Regions from separate parts of the Homo sapiens genome. Here region 1 is linked to region 2. A link is an interaction called in ENCODE POLR2A ChIA-PET data of the cell type or tissue named here. Cell type or tissue: GM12878. All regions are shown on one strand. Links, peaks and the distances in the headings refer to the core of each region. The heading gives the core; the rest is flanking DNA.

What was found. Peaks named below come from ENCODE experiments on the same cell type or tissue, not always from the same donor. Only the 100,000 strongest peaks of a DNase experiment are listed, where the experiment ranks them.
Region 1: POLR2A ChIA-PET joins it to region 2 with 8 read pairs; 3 of 35 experiments call an interaction of 5 or more read pairs at or near these places.

Annotation. Positions count from the first base shown.
Region 1 is chr19:10,550,033-10,558,352 of GRCh38, reverse strand. ATG4D (autophagy related 4D cysteine peptidase) reads right to left here. Exons shown (of 10, transcript NM_032885.6): 7 at 6,378-6,456; 8 at 6,232-6,308; 9 at 6,029-6,148; 10 at 4,935-5,468. The coding sequence ends at 5,286. It overlaps KRI1 (KRI1 homolog), which reads left to right. Exons shown (of 19, transcript NM_023008.5): 13 at 114-189; 14 at 293-381; 15 at 458-584; 16 at 671-801; 17 at 3,004-3,068; 18 at 3,168-3,266; 19 at 4,072-5,268. The coding sequence ends at 4,402. It overlaps MIR1238 (microRNA 1238), which reads right to left and starts at 6,231; the gene lies at 6,149-6,231. It also overlaps the pseudogene RNU7-140P. RefSeq lists enhancers at 3,924-4,003, 4,034-4,083, 4,104-4,273. In GM12878, for the core only: a CTCF peak has its summit at 6,550 (motif pointing right); DNase peaks (open chromatin) are centred at 4,126 and 7,800; H3K27ac peaks cover 2,610 bases.
Region 2 is chr19:10,235,785-10,244,104 of GRCh38, reverse strand. No RefSeq gene overlaps it. Among named protein-coding and RNA genes, the nearest start is that of S1PR2, 8.6 kb to the right of the region's middle. RefSeq lists enhancers at 1,414-1,493, 7,594-7,663 and silencers at 5,380-5,569, 5,378-5,672. In GM12878, for the core only: no CTCF peak of the experiment used is centred there; DNase peaks (open chromatin) are centred at 1,194, 4,654, 5,544 and 7,834; H3K4me3 peaks cover 1,056 bases; H3K27ac peaks cover 3,971 bases.

The sequences.
Region 1 (8,320 bases), core at 184-8,183, 310 kb before region 2:
AGCCCTAGCTGTAGGAGTAAAGTTGCCAAGGAGGGGGTCATTGGCGGCATCGTAGGGGGCTCAGCTCCTATGTCTCGAGTGGGCTCTGGTAACCGCCAGCCCTGACCCTGCAGAAGTGCTTTGGGGACGAGTACTACGGGGCCGTGGAGGAGGAGAAGCCACAATTTGAGGAAGAAGAAGGGCTTGAAGGTGAGATCAGCTGGGGCACTGGGCTGGGGATTGGGGACTGGGGACTGGGACTGAAGCCCAAGGTCCCACCCTGGCCCCACCTGTCTGTTCTCCCTGCATCCAGACGACTGGAACTGGGACACGTGGGACGGGCCTGAGCAGGAGGGAGACTGGAGCCAGCAGGAGCTGCACTGTGAGGACCCCAACTTCAACGTAGGTATCACGGGTTGAGGGAGTCCCAGGGGCCCTGACGGGGGGCTGGTGGGATCTGACCTGTGCGTCCTGGCAGATGGACGCCGACTACGACCCCAGCCAGCCGAGGAAGAAAAAGCGCGAGGCCCCCTTGACGGGCAAGAAGAAGCGCAAGTCGCCCTTCGCCGCGGCCGTGGGGCAGGAGAAGCCCGTGTTTGAACCCGGTGAGGCCCAGGTGGGCAGGCCGTGGGTAGGCAGGGGGCACCGCGGGGCCTGGCATAGCCCAGCAGCCTGGCTCTGTCTCGAGCAGGGGACAAGACGTTCGAGGAGTACCTGGATGAGTATTACCGGCTGGACTACGAGGACATCATCGACGACCTGCCCTGTCGCTTCAAGTACCGCACAGTGGTGCCCTGTGACTTTGGCCTCAGCACTGAGGAGGTAGGGGCCCCGGGCAGGCAGGGACACTGCAGGGGGCACCAGGTATGCCGAAGGGGTAGAAAGCTGGCCCTGAGTCCCAATCTCTGTTGCTCAGAAATGCCACAACATGGCAGGCTGTTTCTTCATCTTGAAAATGATAATATTCGGTTGGGCGCAGTGGCTCATGCCTGTAATCGCAGCACTTTGGGAGACCGAGGCAAGTGGATCACCTGAGGTCAGGAGTTCGAGACCAGCCTGGCCAACGTGGTGAAACTCCGTCTCTACTAAAAATACAAAAAAATTAGCCAGGCATGGTGGCAGGCGCCTGTAGTCCCAGCTACTTGGGAGGCTGAGGCAGGAGAATCGCTTGAACCCAGGAGGCAGAGGTTGCAATGAGCCGAGATTGCACCACTGCACTCCAGCCTAGGTGACAGAGCGCCAAAAAAAAAAAAAAAGAAATGCTAATAGTCCTAATGACAGTGCTAATAACATTACCTCACCTCAAAGGTAATATTACTACCTTCTACAAGGTGGGGGCTTAAAACAGTGCCTCACCTATGGCACGCCCCGTAAATATTACTTCTTTTTTTTGAGACATAGTCTCGCTCTGTCACCCAGGCTGGAGTGCAGTGGTGCCAACCTCCTGGGCTCAATTGATCCTCCTACCTCAGCCTCCCAAGTAGCTGGGACTACAGGCATGTGCCACCATGCCCAATTAATTTTTTTTAATTAAAAATATTTTTTGTACAGATGATGTTTTACTGTGTTGTGCAGGCTGGTCTCGAACTCCCTGGGCCTAAACAAGCTTCCTGCTTTGGCCTCCCAAAGTGCTGGGATTCTGCGTGTGAGCCACCACACCCAGCCAATATTACTTTTTATTTTTGTTTATTTTTTGATTGGTTGATTGGGACAGTGTCTTGCTCTGTCACCCAGGCCGGCATGCGGTGGTGCAAACTCAGCTCACTGCAAACTCCGCCTCCCAGGTTCAAATGATTCTCCTGCCTTAGCCTCCCAAGTAGCTGGAACTACAGGCATGTGCCATCATGCCCAATTAATTTTTGTATTTTTAGTAGAGATAAGTTTTACCATATTGGCCAGGCTGATCCCAAATTCCTGGCCTCATGTGATCTGCCTGCCTCAGCCTCCCAAAGTGCTGGGATTACAGGTGTGAGCCACCAGGCCCAGCCAATATTATTTTATTCCTGTCAGTATGTATTAGCAGCAGTCTGGCTGGTAAGACTTGGTAGCAGGGCTGGTCACACTGGCTCACACCTGTAATCCCAGTACTCTGGGAGGCTGAAGCAGGAGGATCACTTGAGCCCAGTAGTTCTGAGACTAACCTGAGCAACATAGGGAGATCTAGTCCTAGCTACTTGGGAGGCTGAGGTAGGAGGGTTGCTTGAGTCCAGGAGGTTGAGGCTGCTGTGAGCTGTGAGCCTGCCACTGCACTCCAGCCTGGGTGACATAGTGAGACCCTGTCTCAACAAAAGACTTGGTGTCCTCTGGAACCAGGGGGCCTAGGTGGGTTCAAGCCCTGGCTTGGCTGCTCACCAGCTGAGTCTTTGGACAAATGATTCCCCTATCTGTGCCTCAACTCCCCATCTGTAAAGTGAGACAATAATTGATAGCACCCCAACTTTGGTGACTATGGAAGGAACAGAAATGAGACCAAAGTGTGTGGCACCTGGCAGGCTGTGGGTACCTACTATGCCTGACTGATGACGGCTGAAGGTGCACGACCATTTTCATGGTCAGTAAAAATAGCCGATGTGTACTAAGCTTATACCATCGGCATTCAATCACTTCCTCTTTCTGATGGCCTTCCAGTAGGTTTGGAAACAGGCCTAGAGGCTGGGAATGACAGTTTCATATGTAATTAGGAAGCCTGGTGGTTGGCAGCGACCCCTGCCCGTTCTGAGGCTTTGGGGATGGCCGGGTATGGGTGACAGCTCAAGGGCCCTGAGGCTCAAACTGGAATCAATTCAGCCAACTTCCCAGCCATCTGGCCTAGGGCAAGGATCCGTTCTCTGAGCCTCAGTTACCCCATCTGCTGACCTCTACAAAAATCATTGGCCTCTGTAGAGATCAGCTGTCTCTGGCCATCATGGCAACCCTGCTGGGTGGTAGCGGCATTACCGTTTTGACTAATGACATGACTTAGGCTCAGGGAAGGCCCCGCCTGGGCAATATCACAGCAGGTCCCCACTCTCCCTTCCCACGCAGATCCTCGCTGCTGACGATAAGGAGCTGAACCGGTGGTGCTCCCTAAAGAAGACCTGCATGTACAGGTGATGGGGCGGGGCGCGGCGGGGCCACATGCGCAGGGGGCAGGGCGGGCAGCCTCGGGCACTTCCCAGAGCACCCAACACAGGGGCATCTGTCTGCAGGTCAGAGCAGGAGGAGCTGCGGGACAAGCGGGCGTACAGCCAGAAGGCCCAGAACTCATGGAAAAAGCGGCAGGTCTTCAAGTCACTCTGCCGAGAAGAGTAAGCAGTGCTGGCTGGGGAAGCGTGGGTGGGGAGCCTGTCAGGCCCAGGCTTGAGTCTTGGCTCCGTCAACCTCTTGTTGCATGACTTTGGGAATGCAGCGCCCCCCGCTCTGAGACCTGGGTTCGAATCCTATATGGGCACCAACGTTGTGTGACCTTGGGCAAGTCGCTACCCCTCTCTGGGCCTCTTTCTCATAAGATGGAGATAGAGACGGTTCTGCCTTATCAAGTTGCAGAGGATGAAATGAGTTAATTCTCGTAAAGTGATTAAGATATGGTAAATGCCCCATAGGTCTTAGCTGTTATTAGGATTGCTTTCGCCCAGTCTAGAAGGCAGGGGTGATAGATGCACACAGTTTATTTAGAGCTAAAATGAGGCCAGGTGTGTGCTCCAACCTATAATCCCAGCACTTTGGGAGACTCAAGCGAGAAGATCGCTTGAGCCCAGGAGTTGGAGGCTGCAGTGACCTATGGTAACGCGACTGCACTCCAGCCTGGGCGACACAGCAAGACCTTGTCTCTAAGGAAGAAAAAGGCTAAAATGAGTTAATTGATGTGACTAGCTTAGGGCAGGCCCAGGCACAAATACCAGAATCCTCAGCCTCACAATCTAGTCTTTGGGTTCCGTAGAAAAGCGCTGGCTTTGGCCTGAAACCCAGGTCTGAATCCCAGGCAGGCCCTCGGTCGCTGTGCGGCTGCTTCACTATGCCCCTCCTTTCCCTGTCTGTAAAATGGGGCATGCGTGCTCAAGAATGGGCCTGATCTTGACAGGCCTGGGCTGAGCCCTGACTTTTCTCCCTCAGGGCAGAGACACCTGCGGAAGCCACAGGGAAGCCACAGAGAGATGAAGCCGGCCCACAGAGGCAGCTGCCAGCCCTTGATGGCAGCTTGATGGGGCCGGAGAGTCCCCCAGCACAGGAAGAGGAAGCCCCTGTATCACCCCACAAGAAGCCAGCCCCCCAGAAGCGGAGGAGGGCCAAGAAGGCACGGCTGCTGGGCCCCACTGTGATGCTTGGTGGATGCGAGTTCAGCCGCCAGAGACTGCAGGCCTTTGGCCTCAACCCCAAACGGCTGCACTTCCGCCAGCTGGGCCGGCAGCGGAGGAAACAACAGGGGCCCAAGAACAGCTCCTGAGCACCAGGGAGCAGGCAGGGGCCTCAGGCTCCTCTCCTCAAATCAAGCCCTGGACAGGTCTCGCACCCACAAGTACTATCTGCTGCAGAGATCCTCTCATCTGTGGCCAGGCACGCCTGTAATCCCAGCACTTTGGGAGGCCGAGGTGAAAGGATCACTTGAGCCCAGGAATTGGAGACCAGCGTGGGCAACTTAGCGAGACTCCATCTCTACAAAATGTGGTGACACATGCCTGTAGTCCCAGCTACTCAGGAGGCTGGGGAAGGAAGATCACTTAAGGCCATGAGTTTGAGGCTACAGAGAGCTATGATTGCACCACTGCACTCCAGCCTGGGCAACAAAGCAAGACCCTGTCTCTTGAAAAAAAAAAAAAAATTAAAAAACACGTGTAGCTGTGGGTAAGGAAGTCGTCCCATTTTATGGATGTGGAAACTGAGGCTGACTTAAACTTCCCGTGACTTGGAGCTCTCACCTCGAGACACCTCCCAGACCCCACATCCCCTCAGAACGCTGCGCCCAGCCACACCCACGATCAAGTTACACAGCTTTATTGGCCCCCAGCAGCCACAGTTCCCCCAAGGGGGCTTTGGGACAGGGAGGGCCCGGGCGTCCAGTGCAAACTACAGTACGTGAGTCAGGCCCTGAGGGGGGTGCCCGGGGTCCTCCTTCCCTACCCTGCCAGGAGGGCCCCGCTGGTGGGAGACAGGTGTATGGGCTCTGTGGGCTCTGTCCCTGGCTGAATGGCCCCAGACTGGTTGCAGCTGGGCTTGAGGGGCTGACAACAGGAAGTACCATCATCACTGCCAGAGCTCAAGATCCCACACCCGACATGACATAAATAAAAAAATAAATAGTGTTGTATCTTTCCCCTCATCCCCTCCCTTTATAAAAACACAAAGTCCTCAGAGCTGGGGCGTTTGGCCCTGAGGAGCCGCCCTGTGCGAGGGAGCCGGAGTGTGGGCTGGGCGAGCTGGGAGCAGAGGTCGTCCAGGCTGTGGTCCTGAGCATGGCCCTCGGCCAGGGTGAACATGGGGTACCGCTCTGTGGCTGAGGAGGAGCTGAGGACCTGGCGGGAAGAGGGAGACAGGGTCAGCCACAAACAGTGCCAAGCCATATTCCTTAGCCCAGGTTTATTTAGTAGGTGCTTCTCAGGACCACCTCTCCAGGAGAGAGCAGCCAATCAGCACCTTCCATCCCCTGGCCACAGTGATTGGCTCAGCCATGAGCATGTGACCCAGCTCAGCCAAAGACTGACAGTCCTGGGATTTTTGCTGCAAAACCTGCGTTTCCCTTCCAGTGACCACAGGGTGGGTGCCCAGAATGGCTGGTGGCCATCTCTCGCCCCCATAAGGGTAGAGTCCTGGTCGGACAGCAGGGCCAAGAGACAGGGAGGGTTCCCACCACTTGAGCCCCTGGATACAGCTGCCTCCAAGGGATGATGCCTTAACAGTGGGCTTTGGCGTTCCCACCTTTTCAGGGGTGGACATTCTTCACATTTCCCAGGTTAGGACCCCTAGCCTGGAAGCAGCACCCCAGCTCTGCTGGACTCGAGGCCTCTGTTCCTCTTTCACCCCCAGCCCTGCCCAACCGCCCCCCTCACCCCACTCCAGCTTTCCTCTTGCTCACCCTGGTCAGCTCTGAGCAGAGTGTCTCAAACTCCTTCCTGTCTCCAGCATAGAAGCCCACGGTACAGCTTGGGTCCATCTTGGCAAAGGCCATCTTGCGGGGCGAGGTGCAGTGGAAGGACTGGGGCAGACAGACGAGGAAGGCTCAGAGGCTGGGCTGCCCACCCGCCATGGCCCCAACCACACACTGGGGCTCCCACTCACCTCCAGGGGGAAGTCGGCCTGGCTGACATCCACAGTGGGCTGGCAGTAGTGAGGGTCCAGGTACAGCAGGAAGTCATCTGCAGGGGGTGCAGGTGTGAGTGGGGGTGCGGTGGGGGGTGGGAGGAGTGAGGAGGGGGTGGGCCTACCTTGGTAGCCAATGAAGTACAGTGAGTGTCGCGGTTTCCCACCCATGATGCCCAGGCACAGCTCGCAACGCAGGAGTTCCTGCAGGGAGGAGGGTAGGCAGGTGCTGTCAGGCAGCCACTCAACAAACGCTTGGCAAACACCTCCTCTGTGAGAACCCAGCCTCTGGAGGGCAGCAGTGATCAAGACCACAAAACCCTTGCCCTCAGGAGCTGACATCCTAGTGTGAGAGACTAACAAGGAAGATGATTACATGAATTTTTTTTTTTTTTTTTTTTTTGAGACGGAGTCTCACTCTGTCACCCAGCCTGGAGTGCAGTGGCCCAATTGGCTCACCGCAACCTCCGCCTCCTAAGTTCAAGCGATTCTCCTGCCTCAGCTTCTCAAGTAGCTGGGATTACAGGCACCCGCCACCACACCCGGGTTAATTTTTTGTATTTTTAGTAAAAATGGGGTTTCACCATGTTAGCCAGGCTGGTCTGGAACTCCTCCTAACCTCAGGTGATCTGCCCGTCTCGGCCTCCTAAAGTGCTGGGATTACAGGCTGGAGTGCAGTAGCACGATCTTGGCTCACCGAAACCTCCATCTCCTGGGTTCAAGCAGTTCTCCTGCCTCAGCCTCCCGAGCAGCTGGGATTACAGGCGCCCGCCACCACGCCCAGCTAATTTTTGTATTTTTAGTAGAGACGAGGTTTCACCATGTTGGCCAGACTGGTCTTGGACTCCTGACCTCAGGTGATCCACCTGCCTCCCAAAGTGCTGGGATTACAGGCGTGGGCCACCACGCCCAGCCAATTACATGATTTATCTCATGTGTTAGAGGTGATAACTATATGGAAAAGAATAAAAGAGGGAAGGGAGCCTTGTGATTTTAAGTAAAGAGGTCAAACATTACAGCTCTTTTAGAATTTGTCTCAGGTTTTCTGGTTCTCACTGGAAAACCCCCCACGCAAAAAATATTTTAAAACAGGAGCCAAGCAGTGGCTCATGTCCATAATCTCAGTACTTTGGGAGGCCGAAGCGGGAGGATCACGAGGTCAGGAGATCGAGACCATCCTGATTAACACAATGAAACCCCATCTCCATTAAAAATACAAAAATTAGCCAGGAGTGGTGGCGGACGCCTGTAGTCCCAGCTACTCGGGAGGCTGAGGCAGGAGAATGGCATGAACCCAGGAGGTGGAGCTTGCAGTGAGCTGAGATCATGCCACTGCACTCCAGCCTGAGTGACAGAGCAAGACTCCGTCTCAAAAAAAAAAAAAAAAAAAAAGCCACATGCATCACTGCTGAAAGAGTGCTCCAAGCAGCAGGGGCAGCAAGCGCAAAGGCCCTGAGGTGGGAGTGTCTGAAATAGGTGAGGAGGCCCCTGTGGCTGCAGCAGAGTGTGGGAGGAGGATATGAGGTCAAGGTGGGGGATATCCCGACATCAAGAAGGTGGTGTGGACAAATAGTGCCGGGCTCTGTGGGTCACTGGGAAAACTGGCTTTTATTCGGATGCAAATACATAGGGGACTTTCCAGCCTCAGGGTCTCTGTCTTGCTGTTCCTTTTGCCTGGAGCACTTCTCCTCTGGCTCCTCATTTGCCTGGTGGCTGCAGAGGCGCTTTTCTAGGCTCTGCTGCTACCCTCATCTGCCCTTCATTGGGTTACTGTTTTTTTAAAGTTGTGTAGAGGCTGGGTGCAGTGGCTCATGCCTGTAATCCCAACGCTTTGGGAGACCGAGGTGGGTGGATCACCTGAGGTCGGGAGTTCAAGACCAGCCTGGCCAACATGGGAAAACCCCATCTCTGCTAAAAATACAAAAATTAGCCGGGCGTGGTGGCATACACCTGTAATCCCAGCTACTTGGGTGGCTGAGGCAGGAAATTTGCTTGAACCTGGGAAGCGGAGGTTGCAGTGAGCCAAGACGGTGTCACTGCACTCCAGCGTGGGCAAGAGAGTGAGACT
Region 2 (8,320 bases), core at 308-8,307:
CCCAAAGTGCTGAGATTACAGGCGTGAGCCACTGCACCCTGCCTTTTTGTATTTTTAGTAGAGACACGGTTTCACCATGTTGTCCAGGCTGGTCTCAAACACCTGGCCTCAAGTGATCTGCCCGCCTTGGCCTCCCAAAGTGCTGGGATTACAAGCGTGAGCCACCGCGTCCGGCCCCCAGTTATGAGTCTTAATAAAAGGGCAGTAACGACCAGGGGACCTTCACACCAAAAGGCTCAAAGTTTGACCATTTTGAGCCAAGCCTGGGGAGAGGTCAAAGGCCAATGCAACCAGCCCTCTCCTGTGGATCAAAGGCTCAATTGCAGGTGACCTCTGTCCTTGGTAGTGTGGGACCAGCATCAACCCTGTAATCCAGAGAGGGTCTTTGCTGGCTGTGGGTATCACACCAATTTAGGGGGCACATATCAGATGCGGGAAGGCCCCTCAACATCTGGCCTCAGCTTTTCCTCCATTACTGAACAAGGGTTCTCACAAAGGCCAGGGGTCAGGCCTGCAATACTGGGGGGCAGCCCCCCAAAAAGAAGGTACAGAGCATGAGGTCGGTGGCTAAAGTGATCCGCCCAACTCAGCCTCCCAAAATGTAGGGATTACAGGCTTGAGCCACCTCACCCAGTCAATTTTCTTCATCTTTAAAATGGGATTGGCTGGGTGTAATGGCTCACGCCTGTAATCAGCACTTTGGGAAGCCGAGGAGGGTGGATCATTTAAGGTCAGGAGTTTGAGACCAACCTGACCAACATGATGAAACCCCGTCTCTACTAAAAATACAAAAATTAGCCCGGCATGGTGGCGGGCGCCTGTAATTCCAGCTACTCAGGAGGCTGAGTGACGAGAATTGCTTGAGCCCGGGAGGCAGAGGTTGCAGTGAGCCAAGATTGCGCCACTGCACTTCAGCCTGGGTGACAGAGCAAGACTCCATCTCAAAAAAAAAAAAAAAAAAAGTACAGGGCATGGATGGATGACACAGATCTGTTGGTGGGGGGTGAGGGGTGGTCTCCTATACTAGGGAGAGCTGCCTAAAGCGCCCCTCCCCCATCAACTGTCCAAACATCTGCTGTTTGTTTGTTTTCAGCTCAGCTTGTGTGTAACTGCCAAGCTCCGTGAGGGGGCAAAGCCTCCCACGGAGGGCCTCCCCGCAGTGGGGCTGATTTGCATGGATATTTTCATTCCCTACAGTTCCCTGAGCAACCAGGACAGGCGTGAAGGGTAGAAAAAAAGCCACAGAACTAGCCCTCCAGGCAGGTGTTGGCGAGAACCAGAGAGTCCAACCTCCTTGAGGGCCTGAGACCCTGGGCATGTCACATTGGCTCTCCAGGCCTCAGTTTCCTCCTCTGTAAAATGGGGGTATAGTTGCCCCTACCCACATGGTTCTTGCAGGGCTTAAGCCTGCGAGCCCTGGCATCATCTAGTCCCTGTGCTGTTCTCCCTGCATGGCTCGGGGCTGACCTCTGCACGGGACATCTCCCCTGCCAACTGGCTTCTGGCCACATTTAGCCAATGGGAGGCACTGGGGGCAGATTTTCCGAGAGGAAGGTAGGAGAAGCCAAGATATTTCTTTTCTCTTCTTTTCTTTTTTGAGACGGAGTTTCGCTCTTGTCGCCCAGGCTGGAGTGCAATGGCACGATCTCAGCTCACTGCAACCTCCACCTCCTGGGTTCAAGTGATTCTCCCGCCTCAGCCTCCCAAGTAGCTGGGATTACAGGCACGCACCACCATGCCCGGCTAATTTGGTATTTTTAGTAGAGACGGGGTTTCACCATGTTGGTCAGACTGGTCTTGAACTCCTGACCTCAGGTGATTCACCTGCCTCAGCCGCCCAAAGTGCTGGGATTACAAGCGTGAGTCACCGCACCCGGCCTCTTTTTGCTTTTTTTCTAGGGATAGGGTCTTACTCTGTCACCCAGGCTGTAGTGCAGTGGCACAATCATAGCTCACTGCAGCCTCGACCTCCTGGGCTGACGTGATCCTTCTGCCTCAACCTCCTGAGTAGCTGGAACCACAGGTGCGTGCAACCATACATGGATTTTTTTTTTAAAGATTTTTAAAATAGAGATGGGGGTCTCCTATATTACCCAGGCTGGTCTCAAACCCCTGGCTTCAAGTGATCCTCCCACCTTGGCCTCTCAAAGTGCTGGGATTACAGTCATGAACCACTGCACCCAGCCCAAGATATTTCTCCCCATATGCCTCTGGTAGCACCTCCCATTAGATATCATCTTCCTATATGGTAATTTCTATTTAAATTTTTTACATGGTCTGCCATATCCTTTATTTTTATTATATTTTTTAAGAGATGAGGTTTGGCTATGTTGCCCAGGCCGGAGTCCAACTCCTGGGCTCAAGTGATCCTCCTGCCTCAGCCTCCCGAGTGGCTGGGACTACAGGCCTACACCACCATGCTTGGTTTATGCTAATTTTTTTTTTTTTTTTTGAGATGGAGTTTCGCTCTTATTGCCCAGGCTAGAGTGCAATGGTGCGATCTCGGCTCACCGCAGCCTCCGCCTCCTGGGTTCAAGCGATTCTCCTGCCTCAGCCTCCCTAGTAGCTGGGATCACAGGCATGTGCCAGCATGCCCGGCTACTTTTTTTTTTTTTTTTTTTTTGAGACGGAGTCTCACTCTGTCGCCCAGGCTGGAGTGCAGTGGTGTGATCTCGGCTCACTGCAAGCTCCGCCTCCCGGGTTCACGCCATTCTCCTGCCTCAGCCTTCCGAGTAGCTGGGACTACAGGTGCCTGCCACCACGCCCGGCTAATTCTTTGTATTTTTAGTAGTGACGGGTTTCACCGTGTTAGCCAGGATGGTCTCGATCTCCTGACCTCATGATCCACCTGCCTTGGCCTCCCAGAGTGCTGGGATTACAGGCATGAGCCACTGCGCCCAGCCACATCAGGCTAATTTTGTATTTTTAGTAGAGACACGGTTTCTCCATGTTGGTCAGCCTGGTCTCGAATTCCCGACCTCAGGTGATCCGCCCGCCTCGGCCTTCCAAAGTGCTGGGATTACAGGCATGAGCCACTGTGCCCGGCCTATGCTAATTTTAAAATAATCTCTCCATCCATTTTGTTTTGTTTTGTTTTGTTTTAGACAAAGTCTTACTCTTTCACCCAGGCTGGAGTGCAGTGGTGCAATCTCCGCTCACTGCAACCTCCGCCTCCCGGGTTCAAGCGATTCTCCTGCCTCAGCCTCCCAAGTAGCTGGGATTACAGGCTCCTGCCACTATGCCCAGCTAATTTTTTGTATTTTTAGTAGAGACCGGGTTTCACCATGTTGGCCAGGCTGGTCTCGAACTCCTGACCTCGTGATTTGTCCACCTTAGCCTCCCAAAGTGCTGGGATTACAGGCATGAGACACCGCGCCTGGCCATCGTTTGATTTTTTATCTACGTATTAAATTGACCCATATATTAAATCCCCTCTATTGGAGATACTTCTGTTTTCCTGATTAGACCCTCACTGATGTAAAGCTACTGTCCGGAGGCCAGGCAGAGTGGTTCACTCTTGTAATCTCAGTGCCCTTGGGAGACCAAGGTGGGAGGATCGCTTGAGCCCAGGAGTTCAGGTCCAGCCTGGGCAACATAGTGAGACCAACCTAACCCTCTACAAAAAATGTAAAAGTTAGCTGGGCTTGGTGTCTTGGGCCTGTAGTCCCAGCTACTGGGTAGGCTGAAGTAGGCAGATTGCTTGAACTCACCAGCTTGAGACTACAGTGAGCTATGATTGCGCCACTGCACTCCAGCCTGGGTGACAGAGCAAGACCTTATCTCTAAAAAGATAAAAACTAGGCCGGGCACGGTGGCTCACGCCTGTTATCCCAGCACTTTGGGAGGCCGAGGCGGGTGGATCACGAGGTCAGGAGATCAAGACCATCCTGGCTAACACGGTGAAACCCCGTCTCTACTAAAAATACAAAAAATTAGCCCGGCGTACTGGCGGGTGCCTGTAGTCCCAGCTACTCGGGAGGCTGAGGTAGGAGAATGGCGTGAACCTGGGAGGCGGAGCTTGCAGTGAGCCAAGATTGCGCCACTGCACTCCAGCCTGGGCGACAGAGCCAGATTCCGTCTCGAAAAAAAAAAAAAAAAAGATAAAAAATAAAAATAAATAAATCGCTTCTCGGCCTTTTGGCTAAGATCAAGAAAACAAATAAACAAACACACAAATAATAAGGCTGCTGTGAGAATTTTTTAAACAAAAGTATTGCTTTTTTTGCACAATTTAGATACAATAAAAATCTTCCTGGCCGGGCGTGGTGGCTCACGCCTGTAATCCCAGCACTTTAGGAGGCCGAGGCGGGTGAATCACAAGGTCAGGAGTTCGAGACCAGCCTGGCCAAGATGGTAACACCCCATCTCTACTAAAAATACAAAAATTAGCCAGGCGTGGTGGTGGACACCTGTAAGGTGAGGCAGGAGAATCGCTTGAACCCAGGAGGCAGAGGTTGCAGTGGATCGCGCCACTGCATACTAGCCTGGGCGACAGAGCAAGACTCTGTCTCAAAAGAAAGAAAATCTTCCCTTTTTTGCATACAGTTGTTCACATTTCAAGAAACATATATAGTCACGTAACCAAAACCACAATCAAGATGCAGAATGGTTCCATCGCCAAAAAAAAAAAAATTCCCCCCATGCCCCCCAACTTTTTTTTTTTTTTTAAGACATTGGTCTTACTCTGTTGCTCAGGCTGGAGTGCAGTGGTGCGATCATAGGTGACAGTGGTGTCAAACTGCTGGGCTCAGGCAATCCTCCTGCCTCAGCCTCCGGAATAGCTAGTACAGGCACGTGCCACTGTACCTGACTCATTTTTTTTTTTTTTTTTTTGTAGAGACTGGGTCTCGCTCTGTCGCTCAGGATGGTGTCGAACTCCTGGGTTCCAGCAATTCTCTCACCTCAGCCTCTGAAAGTGCTGGGATTACAGGGGTGAGCCACTGTACCCGGTCCCACCGTGCCCTTTTGCAGTCAACCTCTCCTGTCCCAATATTTCACCGTCCCTATAGTTTTTTTTCTCCTAGAACATTATAGAAATAGAGTCATACAATATGCAACCTTTGCGTTGAACTTCTTTCCCTCATCCTAATACATTTGAGAGTTCTCCATGTGGCTAGGTATCACCAATTCCTTCTTTTTGATTTTTTTTTTTTTTGAGATGGAGTTTCATTTGTTCTTGTCACCTAGTCTGGAGTGCAATGGTGCAATCTCGGCTCACTGCAACCTCCACCTCCTGGGTTCAAGCAATTCTCCTGCCTCAGCCTCCTGAGTAGCTGGGATTACAGGTGCGTACCACCAAACTCAGCTAATTTTTTCGTTTTTAGTAGAGATGGGGTTTCGCCATGTTGTCCAGGCTAGTCTCGAACTCCTGACCTCAGGCGATCCGCCCGCCTCAGCCTCCCAAAGTGCTGAGATTACAGGCATGGTCTTCCATTGTGAGGATGGACTGCAGTTTATCTCTCCTTTCTCTAGCTGAGGGAGCTGCTGTGAGCTATTGAGAGTGAGTCAATATTTGTAAAACACTTAGGGCAGTAACTGGCACGTTATACACATGTCAGCTGTCATGAGCATGCTGGGGTGGGAGGGGCTTGCTGAGAAGTTAGCCTTTTTGAGGTTCCCCTTTCCCCTAATTGTTCATCCTGCTTTTGGCGGGAAGAGAGCCCACCCCTTCCCCAGCTCGAAGGGCCAAGACTGCTTCTGGTGCAGATGTGGCAGAGGCTGGCCTCCAGTGGGAGCCTCCCCACCCCGTCACTGAAGCTGAAAGTGGGCCCTGAGCCCATGGAGGAGATGAGGCTGCCGCAGTTCCCTGATGCCTGCCAAGATCAGCATCTGGGAAGCTTCTCTGTAGCCTGGGGCCCCTTCCCCCAGCGCTGGGGCGATGATGAGAAAGTTGGGATCCATCTCAGACACTTCCCAGGCAGTTCCTCCTGCCAGAGACGAGAGCCAGGGGGGTGGGGGGACAGTGGAGGCCCAGGGAGGATGGAGAACAGGCCTGCGTCTCATGGATTTCAGGGCCATGGTGGGCAACCACAGGATCTGGTGTGAAGGGCCTGGGCCTCCTGGATTTGGGGGAGTTCACAATATCCGGGGTGAAGGTAGGAATGGGGGTCAGAGGGCGTCCCTTCTCCTGGATTATGGAGAACATTCCACATCTCACTGTTGACCAATGTAGTCCTGGCTGGTAACCACTGCCTGTCTGTTCCTACCTGCTGGGGCAGAGATGGGGGTGGTGGCACAGGAATGGGGTGGAGACTCCGAATGAATAAGAAGACAGACAGCCAGGGCTGCTGGATTGAGAGGAGCCGGATGGCTCTAGTTCGAATCTCACCTCTCCTGTATGCCTCAATTTTCCTCCTTCTTTTTTTTTTTTTTTTTTTTTTTGAGATAGAGTCTCGCTCTGTCACCTAGGCTGGAGTGCAATGGCATGATCTTGGCTCACTGCAACCTCCGCCTCCCGGGTGCAAGCAATTCTTGTGCCTCAGCCTCTCGAGTAGCTGGGGTTACAGGTGCGCATCACCATACCTGGCTAATTTTTATCTTTTTAGTAGAGATGGGGTTTCGCCATGTCGGCCAGACTGGTCTCTAACTCCTGATCTCAGGTGATCCGCCTACCTTGATCTCCCAAAGTGCTGGGATTACAGGCGTGAGCCACCGCGCCTGGTCAATTTTCCTCTTCTTTAAAATGGGATTGGCCGGGCACAGTGGCTCACACCTGTAAGAGTGTGAGCCACTTTGGGAGGCCAAGACCAAGGTACATGGAATGGATTACTTCAGGTCAGGAGTTTGAGATCAGCCTGGCCAACATGGTGAAGCCCTGTCTCCACTAAAAATATAAAGATTAGCCAGGCATGGTGGCGCGGGCCTATAATCCCAGCTACTTGGGAGGCTGAGGCAGGAGAATCGCTTGAACCCAGGAGGCGGAGGTTGCAGTGAGCCAAGATCATGCCACTGCCACTCCAGCCTGGGAGACAGAACGAGACTCCATCTCAAAAAAAAAAAAAAAAAAAAAAGGCCAGGCACGGTGGCTCACGCCTGTAATCCCAGCACTTTGGGAGGCCGAGGTGGGCAGATCAGCTTAGGTCAGGAGTTCTAGACCAGCCTGGCTAACACAGTGAAACCCCGTTTCTACTAAAAATACAAAAAATTACCCAGGTGTGGTGGCGGGCGCCTGTAATCCCAGCTACTCGGGAGGCTGAGGCAGGGGAATCCCTTGAACCTGGAAGGCGGAGGTTGCAGTGAGCTGAGATCGCGCCACTGCCCTCCAGCCTGAGTGACAGAGCGAGACTCCATCTCAAAAAAAAAAAAAAAAAAGATGATGATTATCATAATACCCACTTCCTCGGGTTGTGAGGACTCACAGCGCCACATCTAGCACACAGTCGGTGGCTGTGAGTGTTAGCCATTATTGTCACTGACCCTATAATTAGTGGAAGCTAGTTCAAGCCTCTTCCTTCTCCTCTATTTCCCCTGCTGGGAGTTCTCCAAGAAAAGGGCCCTGTTTCCTTCCTCCTCCACTGTTCTCTCACTCAGCCCCCCGCCCCCCGCCACCGGGGTAGGCCAAGCTCTCCTCCTGACCCCCACCAAGACCATCAGGAAGTCCAGGCCTCCAGCGTTTTCCAGTCCTCTGTAGCGCTCCCTTGGCTGACCTGGCGAAGACATTGTGTTGCCTCAGAAGTGGGAGGGAGGCGGAAGTTGCATGTCGGTGTGTCTGTGTGTCCCCGGGGACATCACCTTTGTCTGGGAGCCACGGTTCCCCTGGCAGACGGCCACATATGTCTGCAGCCTTGACATCACCCCTCTGCCCCAACCCCCCAGGTCCCAGGAGAGACTGCAAATTGCTGAGCCAGCCCAGGCATATGAGGGCGGTCACTTCCTCCCCAGCCTTCAGGTCCCCACACAAGACTGAGATTTCCGCTCTGATAGCTCTCAGACGAGGAGAAAACCTAATTTTCTTCGTGCTTCCTCCTCTGCGGATTAAACACCTGGTTTCTAGAGTGTCCAGGCAACACTTCTCACTTGGTAGAAGAGGCAGTGAGGTTTTGCCAAGGTCCAAGTGCGCCCCAAGATCTGGCCCAGAACCCAGCAGACCCTGAAATCGAGCTCAGGAAAAGGGGCAAAGTGTAGAATTGACTAGTCACTTTCTGACTTTCTTTGTATCCCCCCTTCAAAGCCCCATCACCCTGTGTTAGAATTGTCTGGTTTCGGCCGGGCACGGTGGCTCACGCCTATAATCCCAGCACTTTGGGAGGCTGAGGCAGGTGGATCGCCTGAAGTCAGGAGTTCAAGACCAGCCTGGCCAACATGGTGAAACCCCATCTCT